Linked DNA regions of Homo sapiens: region 2 is linked to region 1. The links are chromatin loops, found by intact Hi-C in ENCODE. Cell type or tissue: PC-3. All regions are shown on one strand. Links, peaks and the distances in the headings refer to the core of each region. The heading gives the core; the rest is flanking DNA.

What was found. Hi-C counts contacts between places; a loop is a spot of excess contacts. Peaks named below come from ENCODE experiments on the same cell type or tissue, not always from the same donor. Only the 100,000 strongest peaks of a DNase experiment are listed, where the experiment ranks them.
Region 2: a loop joins it to region 1, with 5 times the contacts of the local background. A loop is called at or near these places in 2 of 110 quality-filtered maps.

What each region holds. Positions count from the first base shown.
Region 1 is chr10:52,305,848-52,310,341 of GRCh38, forward strand. PRKG1-AS1 (PRKG1 antisense RNA 1) reads right to left here. Exons shown (of 6, transcript NR_038277.1): 3 at 3,553-3,690. Among named protein-coding and RNA genes, the nearest start is that of PRKG1-AS1, 6.0 kb to the right of the region's middle. In PC-3, for the core only: CTCF peaks have their summits at 2,530 (motif pointing right) and 2,743; a DNase peak (open chromatin) is centred at 2,544; H3K4me3 peaks cover 413 bases; H3K27ac peaks cover 396 bases.
Region 2 is chr10:50,999,321-51,003,814 of GRCh38, forward strand. It overlaps a transcript of PRKG1 not described here. Among named protein-coding and RNA genes, the nearest start is that of PRKG1, 73 kb to the right of the region's middle. In PC-3, for the core only: a CTCF peak has its summit at 2,476 (motif pointing right); a DNase peak (open chromatin) is centred at 2,471; H3K27me3 peaks cover 1,991 bases.

The DNA of each region.
Region 1 (4,494 bases), core at 178-4,177:
AAACAGTATTCTTGGTTGTGTCTCTAAGGGTGTTTCCAGAAAAGATTTGCACTTGAATTATTAGATTGAGTAAAGAAGGCTTGTCCTCTCCAATATGAGCAGGCATCATCCAGTCCACTGGGGGCCTGAACAAAAAAGAAGAAGGAAGGGAAAAATCTCTCTCTTCTTGATCAGGGACTCCATCTTCTCCTACCCTTGCACATCAGAGCTCTTGGACCCGCAGAGTTCTTAATAGATTTTTTTTTTTTTTTTGAGATTGGAATTTGGTTCTTGTTGCCCAGGCTGGAGTGCAATGGTGTGGTCTTGGCTCACTGCAACCTCTGCCTCCCAGGTTCAAACAATTCTCCTGCCTCAGCCTTCTGAGTAGCTAGGATTACAGGCATGAGCCACCATGCCCAGCTAATTTTTTTGTATTTTTAGTAGAGACGGGGTTTCACCATGTTGGCCAGGCTGGTCTTGAACTCCTGACCTCAGGTGATCCACCCACCTCAGCCTCCCAAAGTGCTGGGATTACAGGCGTGAGCCACCACACCCGGCCTAGATTTTTTTTTTTTTTTTAAGAGATTGGATCTCACTCTCTCACTCAGGCTGGAATGCAGTGGTGCAAACAAGGCTCACTGCAGCCTTCACCTCCTGGGCTCAAGCAATCCTCCCACCTCAGCCTTGCAAGTAGCTGAGACTACAGATTACAGGTATGTGCCATCACATCCGGCTAATTTTTTATTTTTAGTAGAGATGGGGTCTCACTGTGTTGCCTAGGCTGGTTGTGAACTCCTGGGCCCGCCCATGCAATCCTCCTGATTCAGCCTCCCAAAGTGTGATTATCGGCATGAGCCACCATGCCTGGCCTCGATAGATCTTTTTTAAGGAAAAGAAAAGCACCTTTAATTGACTAATATTTGCCTTTCAGTGCCTATAAAAACAGGAAAAAAAATCTGTTTCTCTCCTATTCTTTACATACTTGTAAGAAAGTTCCAAAAAAAAAAAGTTCCACTTATTTACTTACTTATTTTTCTAATCTCAGCTGTGAATTAAACCCTAGCAAAGTAATTTTTCAAACAAGTTTAGGACTTTGCCTGCAAATCAGGAACTCTAAATACAAAGAAAACATGCATTTTAAACCTTTAGACTTCACAGCTCTAGCCACAGTTCCCTTCTAAAATTCTTAGTGTAAATGATACTAGTAAATGGTATTAGCAGGAAGGCGTAGAAGAATATGCCCCTAATAGAAAGCTAATTCACCACTCTACTCTGCCTCAGTGCTTCCATAGCTTCTAAGTAAGCTTGTGGCTCTGCTGAATTCACAAAGCTGTTGGTATCTGCAAAATGTTTTTCATTTCTTTTTCAAACTTAGAGCTTACTTTAAAGAATATGATTCTCGTGGTAAACAGAATCAGCTGGATTGCAGTAATATTATGAGAAGATGGAGATACTGATGGAGAAAATAGCACAATCAGGAAATGTAGACAAGTATAATGAATATACTAATGACATTTTGAGAGGTTTTGATAGAGGTCGATGTGCTTTTTAAAGTCATTATTATAAATATATTTTAGAATATCATCCTAAAATAATAGTATACAATTTTTTACTTAGCATCTAACTGATAGCTACAAAATGAGTACACAATTCATATTGAACTGAATGTTTAGAGATGGCATTTCTTACACATCTTCCATGATCTTTTCTTCTTTAAAAGAAATCTTTAAAAAAAATAGAACTTTTTTTTTTCTGCCAGAACTCTTCAAAAAACATCAGACAGAAGAACAAAATTGGGTCTAGTTTAAAATATTGGCTATCAATAAAATGCACAACTGCCATTAACATATATGTTAACAGTTGCATATACTATGCTAGGACCTGCACTTCCAATATGTTGTTTTATTAATTTTCCTGCTGTTCCTTTTCTCCTTGTGCATCATGTTGACTCAAATGAAGTGAAACTGTTAAATAGTACATTATAACTATTGTTTTGCATAAACTATTGAATGTTTTTATCTTCCTTTTGAAAATGTAAATCTGAGATTAATATTTTTATTATCCAAATTAATTAAAAAAGCATATTCTGTTATATTTTCATTCTCCCTGAATAGTTACATTGTTTGAGCTTTCTTAATATTTGTTTAGCCTAGCATTTCCCTATAACATTATATATTAACATACTAATCTGGAGACCCAGACATTTTTATCCAGCAATGCAATATAGAGCCTTTGAACTTCAACCAAACTAAAACATTTAATAAGAACCTAAGTTTCGCACCCCAGCTCCCTTTTATTTTTTAAGTATATGGTGGTGACAGTACCAGACCTTATTATTTTAATTCTACCATGTGTAGATTTAATTTTTCAACAAAACATTATGTGGAATATTAAGAAGGACAAAATATATTTGGCTTTAGAGAGTTTGCAGCATAGGGAGTTATGAAAATACACAAGTAATTGGACCTAGAAAATAAATATAACTACAGGATTAATACATACTTTTCCCTACTAAGAACTTCTACGGAAATTCCACCAGGAGGCAGCAGAAGAGCGGGTTTCTCCCACCTCCCCCCGGACGCCGGAGACACCGCGGAGCCTGATGTCCCTCAGAGCTTTAATCTTCCCCTCAGTCGCCTTTCCCCTCACCCGCCTCTAATTAAGTCAGAAAGGCCCTGTATTTATTTGCCCATGAACTGACACAGCAAACCAACAGCAGCCATTGTAGTGTGAATGGATTTGCGACCAGGCAAGGGGCTTCAGCCGGGATTACCCGCCCCGCAGCCGGATGAATGTGCTGAGCACAAAGTCTGCTCAAAGCCGAGCAAACGGACTATTTGTGAAAATGCCATCCTGGCTCAAGTCTGATTAAGACCGGGGGTCCCCAGGCCGTTTGATCTTCGCTCATCAAAGAGAGTCTTTAAACAAGCTTCATTTTACACTACTGTATGCTAGCGACGGGTTGTGACACCCAAGTGCAGCCACCGTGAGCACCCGGCACTGGGAGCGCGTGAACAATAATGGGGGATTCGCCGTGCTGCGCCGTGCAGGGCGCGGGGCCTGCGCGCTGGGAAACGCGCCCGCACTGGAGGCAGGGCCGTTGCGGAAGGACTCAGGCTTGGGAGCCCCTAGGTTGGCCAGCCAGGTAGTTCCCTGACGTGACTCCTGCCACGGACTCCTAGACTCCTCTGAAAATTATTTTACTTTTGTAACTTAAGGGTGATGAAGAATCCTTACACGAGTTAATTATACATCCCTCCTGCTCTTCCCCGCCAAAAGTTAATAGTTCTATTTAATAGCCTACATCTTCCACTCTTCAGCATTTCTAAGACTGGGTGTCAAGACTAAAGTGTTTTTAAGGTCCTACTTTCTACTTTTCACCTTAAGGTCCTTTACAATTCACCAGTTGGAGAACTGGTGATAGCTGAAAACATCAGCTTTAAATATTACAACCAATTTTGTGATGGGAAAACAACCTCCACACACACACACATACACACACACACACACACACTTTTTAAAAAGTCGCCTGGTCCAAGTAATTCACCTTATTTCCAGGCACTTAATACTTACATGCTAGTCTCTTCAAAATCGACATGCTCAGTATCAGTGTCAATGATTATTACTTGATCTTTAGGCTGCATAAAAGAACAGACTCCTTGCAGGATGTTCTTATTTAACCTGAGTACAAAAGGCCTTCTCTTGGCAGTGCTGAAAGAAAAAGAAAAGAAAGAGAGAGAGAAAGAAAGGGAGACTTTTGTAGTGAAAAGGAACCTCTCCATCTCCCCTGCATCCCATTTTATAAAGAAAAGCCAGTACCACACCAAGAGTTAAATGGCTTTCCCATATTTAGGAGCCAGATTATGGCTGACACCCTATACAGAGTACCATCCCTAGCCTCTTAACTCCTTGGCACGATGCCTTTCTTGGCCATACCCTGGGAGAAGATCTGTCTTATAAAGGAGGTAATAATAGGAACCCAGTGACATGGAAGAAAATTGTTTTTCTGTAGATGCGGAGACTGTGTCATGGGATCCTACATCTTGCTTTCTGCAGACACTGGCCTATCCTTAGGGTTGGAGATGTTAAATCCTTTGGGGACTCAAAGAGGACATTGCACTCCCTATACCCACCACCACAGACCTTTCTGAGTGTCAGGACCTCAGAAAGGATGCAGGCAGATATCTATCTGGTTAGGCACTATCTTCACTGGGTTTAGAGGCTGGAACCCAGCCTCTACTCTCAGATTAGCTTTTAATGTCTTACTCCAGTAAAACACATCTTCTGAGCTTGGTTAGAAAGCTACCACGGAGCCTGATTTATCTGGGCTGGCCATCTCCACCGCCCAAATAAATGTAATCACGGTCAAATCTTGCCCTCTGTTTGTACTGGGGAGTGCAGAAAATCCAGCTCTCAGGGGAGTCATAACATGGACCAGGTCTAAAAGTTCTTTTAACATCATGAAGAACATTAAGACCAAACTGTTTTAAAAGTCAATGAGAAAGTCATATCATT
Region 2 (4,494 bases), core at 261-4,260, 1.3 Mb before region 1:
CTGTGCTGATTTCATCTGAGTGTTTATTTATTAAGGCAAATCCAGGAAGATGACTACTGTAATCAGCTTGTTAGGATTTAGTTTGACTGTTTTATTTGTAATAGGTATATTGCAACTACACTTCTTCAATTATCCTCTCGGACTTATTCCTAATTCAGACTCTCCTTCCTTTTTAGTCCAATTTAGAGAGTACTTTAAAATGTGTTTTAAATTCTCAGATGTGTCTTTATTTGAGTACTCTGACCTCAAATGCTGGAAAAGTACTGGCAAAAACCTTATAGGGTTCTAAAAATAATTGTATGTTTGCCTCTTGCAAATATTTGTGGGTCTATTTATTCAACTATATGGTACTGTTATTGTCTAATAAGCAAATCTATAAGCCTTTGGGTAAATGTTAATATTTTTCTTGATGCTTCTCATTGCCCCCATAGTGCAGATAATACTAATTTCATGTATCACATGGTCACCAAGGTACTTGGCTACATATGCTAAAAATTTTCCAAATAGAAAATTATTTTGTATCTCAGGTTGTAAACCCTTGGGTAGAAACCAGGTCTGTTTACAGTAAAAATTCCAGCCAAGTAAAAACCTCAGCTTACCATACATTTCTCTTCCCACATGCTACTTTTCAGAGAAGAGGTAAGAGGAGCACTATCTAGAACGTATTAAAAAACAAATTTTAAAAATCCTGAAGCCTTCCCAAGAATAAAACCAGTTCACACTCCATTTGGTCTCCTCTCAGAGAAAAATATCACTCCAAAATACTCAATCCAATATCCTGTGCTTTACTCTGGCAGGTTTAACTGTGGTGCCATGACAATGGTGTGTATTTGATTAGTTGTAAGGTAGAAATGAGTAAATAATGGCTTAAAAATCAAAATTCATGAATAATTTGTTTCTTAAAAAATAAGATTGCGTGCACTCACAGGCACCTCCCGAGGGATAGCCATTTTCTTGCATTCCAGTTGGCTTTCTTGACTGGGAAGATTACAAATACATGGCAGGAAATTGCACATAATCCACAGACAGTCTTGTCTTTTCACAAGAGTATGTTGCACATGGGAATGTCATCTATCTTGTGAATCACTGCAGAAAAAAATGTTTGAGAGCCTCTGATCTGAGCTATGGTTCTGAAAATCAGAATCTTGACTCTGTGTCACTTAACGCTAATTATTTATAAGTAAATGTAAGATTCACTAGATTCTACTTAGCCAGCACCTGAATTTCATAACAATGGTTCCCAAAGTGTGATGTTTATATAATTGGTGGCACCAGGGATGCTTCTATGTGGTAGAGAAGTGAATTTATTTTATAGTTATAGATATTTTAATAAGTGTTGGGAGAAAACATACAACAATCACATCAAATCCATGCTGTGTAGCTATGTTGCTGAGGGTAAGGCTAAGTATTAAGAGTTCATAGATTTTTTTTTTTAAGAATGAGGTGTAAAAATACAGATTGTGCGTAATGTCAATAAGGGTACACAAGAAAGTTTTGGGAAAGATTGTTTTAAAGTCATTTTCAACAAGGAATGAAATGGATTGTTCTCCTGTTTGTGTTTTTGCTCCCCACTGCCCTGTTTGAAGAATTCTGGCCGAGTTCTCTCTGTATCTGTGTTTGAATGACTCCTTGCATGCTGTTTGTCAACTTCTTCATAGGAATTGCTGTGGGGACATAGAGTTAGATGGAGATGGTGGTTTTCATGAAATATATTCTTGCTTTGAGGATAAGTCATTCTGGTTAAAAATTGCTCACATTAATACATCATCAGAAAAACATTTGACTCTCATCCTCCTTCAGATTTATAAACTCTCTTGCCTTGAGACAGTGAGGTCCATGGCTGAAGAGGCCAGCCTAGAAATAATAAAGGATGCTGGGGCACCCACTTCCATCCAGTCTGGGTTCCCTGGGGAGCTCTCACTTCCCGTACTGTCTCCACAGCGAGGCCTCTCATTTCCTCCTCCAGGCTCCTTCTTGATTCCTGACAGTAGATGCCTGTGGCTGTGAAGAGCCATTCCATCATGTGGTATTTTATAGCAGAAATACATGGTGCTTCCCCCGACTCCTTTCTTTGTAAAGAAACAATTTGGAAAAAGTTTGGAAGGGAAAAATCTTTGATAGGATACACATTTATTTTCCCTTAATCTGTTCCCTTTCCTTGTAGAAAAAAAATTAGATTATTCCAAATTAAAACTATGTGTTTTTTGTATTAAATTATATTGTTAAAAGGAATGGCTTTGTTAAACGAGAAAAATATAAGGAGAAAAGAAGTATATTACATACAGGATGAGGAATTTGCAAACATCCACTTTTCTTTCTAGAGCATTGTTCAGGTCATCTCCCCTATGGCTTAAGAAAGGGAATCCTTAAGGTTTGAGTAGAAGTACCCTCCTAAATGTAGGAAAAACAACAAAAAAGAGGTGGTACGGTGGGGAGAAGATAGAGGGGGAGACATAGAGAGATTTCAACCATTACCACAAGATGGCAGCAGAAGTATAATATTTAACAATTGTGGGCTCCACTAGGAGTTTGAAATGGCTTTTAGTTGAATTTTAAAATATATTGTCAAATATATAACTTTCTCAATATCAGGATTTATAAGTTTGAAAAGTGTATTATCAAGTACATATGGTCTTACATTTTTTTCCAGTTAGTAGTGGTTTTGGGGAATATATTTAAAAAGCTAAATTTTCTTCTCGATGTTTGTCTTAAGGAATAGAGAAACAAAGAGTACAGTTTGCATGGAGAGTTCTTTGAACATTGACTCTGGGAAATTCCTAAAACCCCTATGAGGAAACCTCTGGACTTATATTTGGCTGAGAGGAGAAAACAGAGAAATAATGGAAAATTAATAGTAGTAAAAAAAAAAAAGTATGTGTGAGGAGACTAAAGGAATGGCTTCCTATTCACTCCCTTCTACCCCCATAACAAATTAAAAGAAAATTATTATAGGAAAAAATTAGATCAGTTATTAGATGAAACTCATAATAGGTTGCTTGATCTCCTTGATAATTCTGTGATTCTAGAATGTAATTAATTAAATCTTAATGTGGCCTATTGTAATCTGAGATTCCCATTATAAAAATATTTTAATAATCAAGTTAATATGATTATTTATTTACATGTATCTAAATATTTTTAAGAGAATAGCAAAGTGTTTTATGAGATACTCTACTCTGAATATAAACTGCCTCTCAAAAATTTTAGGGTAAAGAGTAGTCTGGCTTATACCACACAGGGTTACATTGTGGGTTGGGTCTAATGGGCTGTACATTTTTGGATCAATATTCCCTCAGAGAGTGCCATTCAGCCTTCCTGTAAAAGGCTATTTCATTCAGTCTGTGACCCCTTTCATGTGAAACCTCCCAGGGGCCTGGATGTGAAGCAGTCTTGCTACTGGCATCATTTGTGATTTAACGCTGAGGAGAAATGTACTTATTTTGGTCTGTCCCAGCAATCAAGGGTCAGTGGTAAAAGGAAGTTGTACTCTGGGTCAAAACAAGTCAGTTTTGGATTAATGCTATTCCTTGGCCTCTTTAATTGGTCTTTTTGCTCAGATACTGTGTTAGATCATACTTAGATAAACAGGCAAGAAGGGAACTTGAGAATTTAGAACAGTTCACATTTTCATGCCCTGTTTGACAATAAGATGCTTTTATAAAAAGTGTTTTGAAATTCTGTGATATATTTATTTGAGGTTATCAATGTATAGAAATGCTCTCTGGGACAGTAGTCAATATGTTTCCTAGGTTAGGAAAAAAACAATGTTACACTGTCTATGACTGCCAGAGAGAACCAAGGGTAGATTGAATGTTGGGTATGCTTTCTCGTGTCTGCAGGGCCAAAACAACAACAACAACAACAACAACAACAACAACAACAACAACAACAGAACACCTAGCCTGCATTGGACATAGTGAAGCAAGCAATAGACAGTAATATCTTTTATTTTCTCTGATCTTTCTAGTTTGTTATCTAGGCCAAGACAAATTCCCGAAGTATAGCAGCAGGGTTTGAAGCATGCTACATTGAAATCCCCCGGTTACCCAGACTCACCATCTGACTCCAGGGCATCACGAGAGGTGTCCACACAAAAGGAGACAGGCTGTGGAATCTCTGGGCTTCTTGATATTAGAGCAATTAGAAAAAGAAGAAAAAGTTTCTGTTTTGTGGTACCAAATCCCCATTTGCCATGTTAAAAGTCCGGACATGCTTTTGTGATACTTATGAGCATACGCTAAATCTCAGACTTGCTGACTTTAATCTCTTCTTAGCCTATGTCTGCTTCCTTGATTGTTTTAATTGCAAAAACAATGTGTGCTGGTTGTCAGATAATAAAAACATAAACATTTTATTTTCTCCTCCCAATCTTTCTACTTGTCTTCCAGCAGATACCCAATGTTAAACTTTCCGTATGTTTCCGTAAATCTTTATATGTAGAGAGAGAACTCACCTGCTTATTTGGAGGGTTTTATTTTTTCACCCGAAATAAAA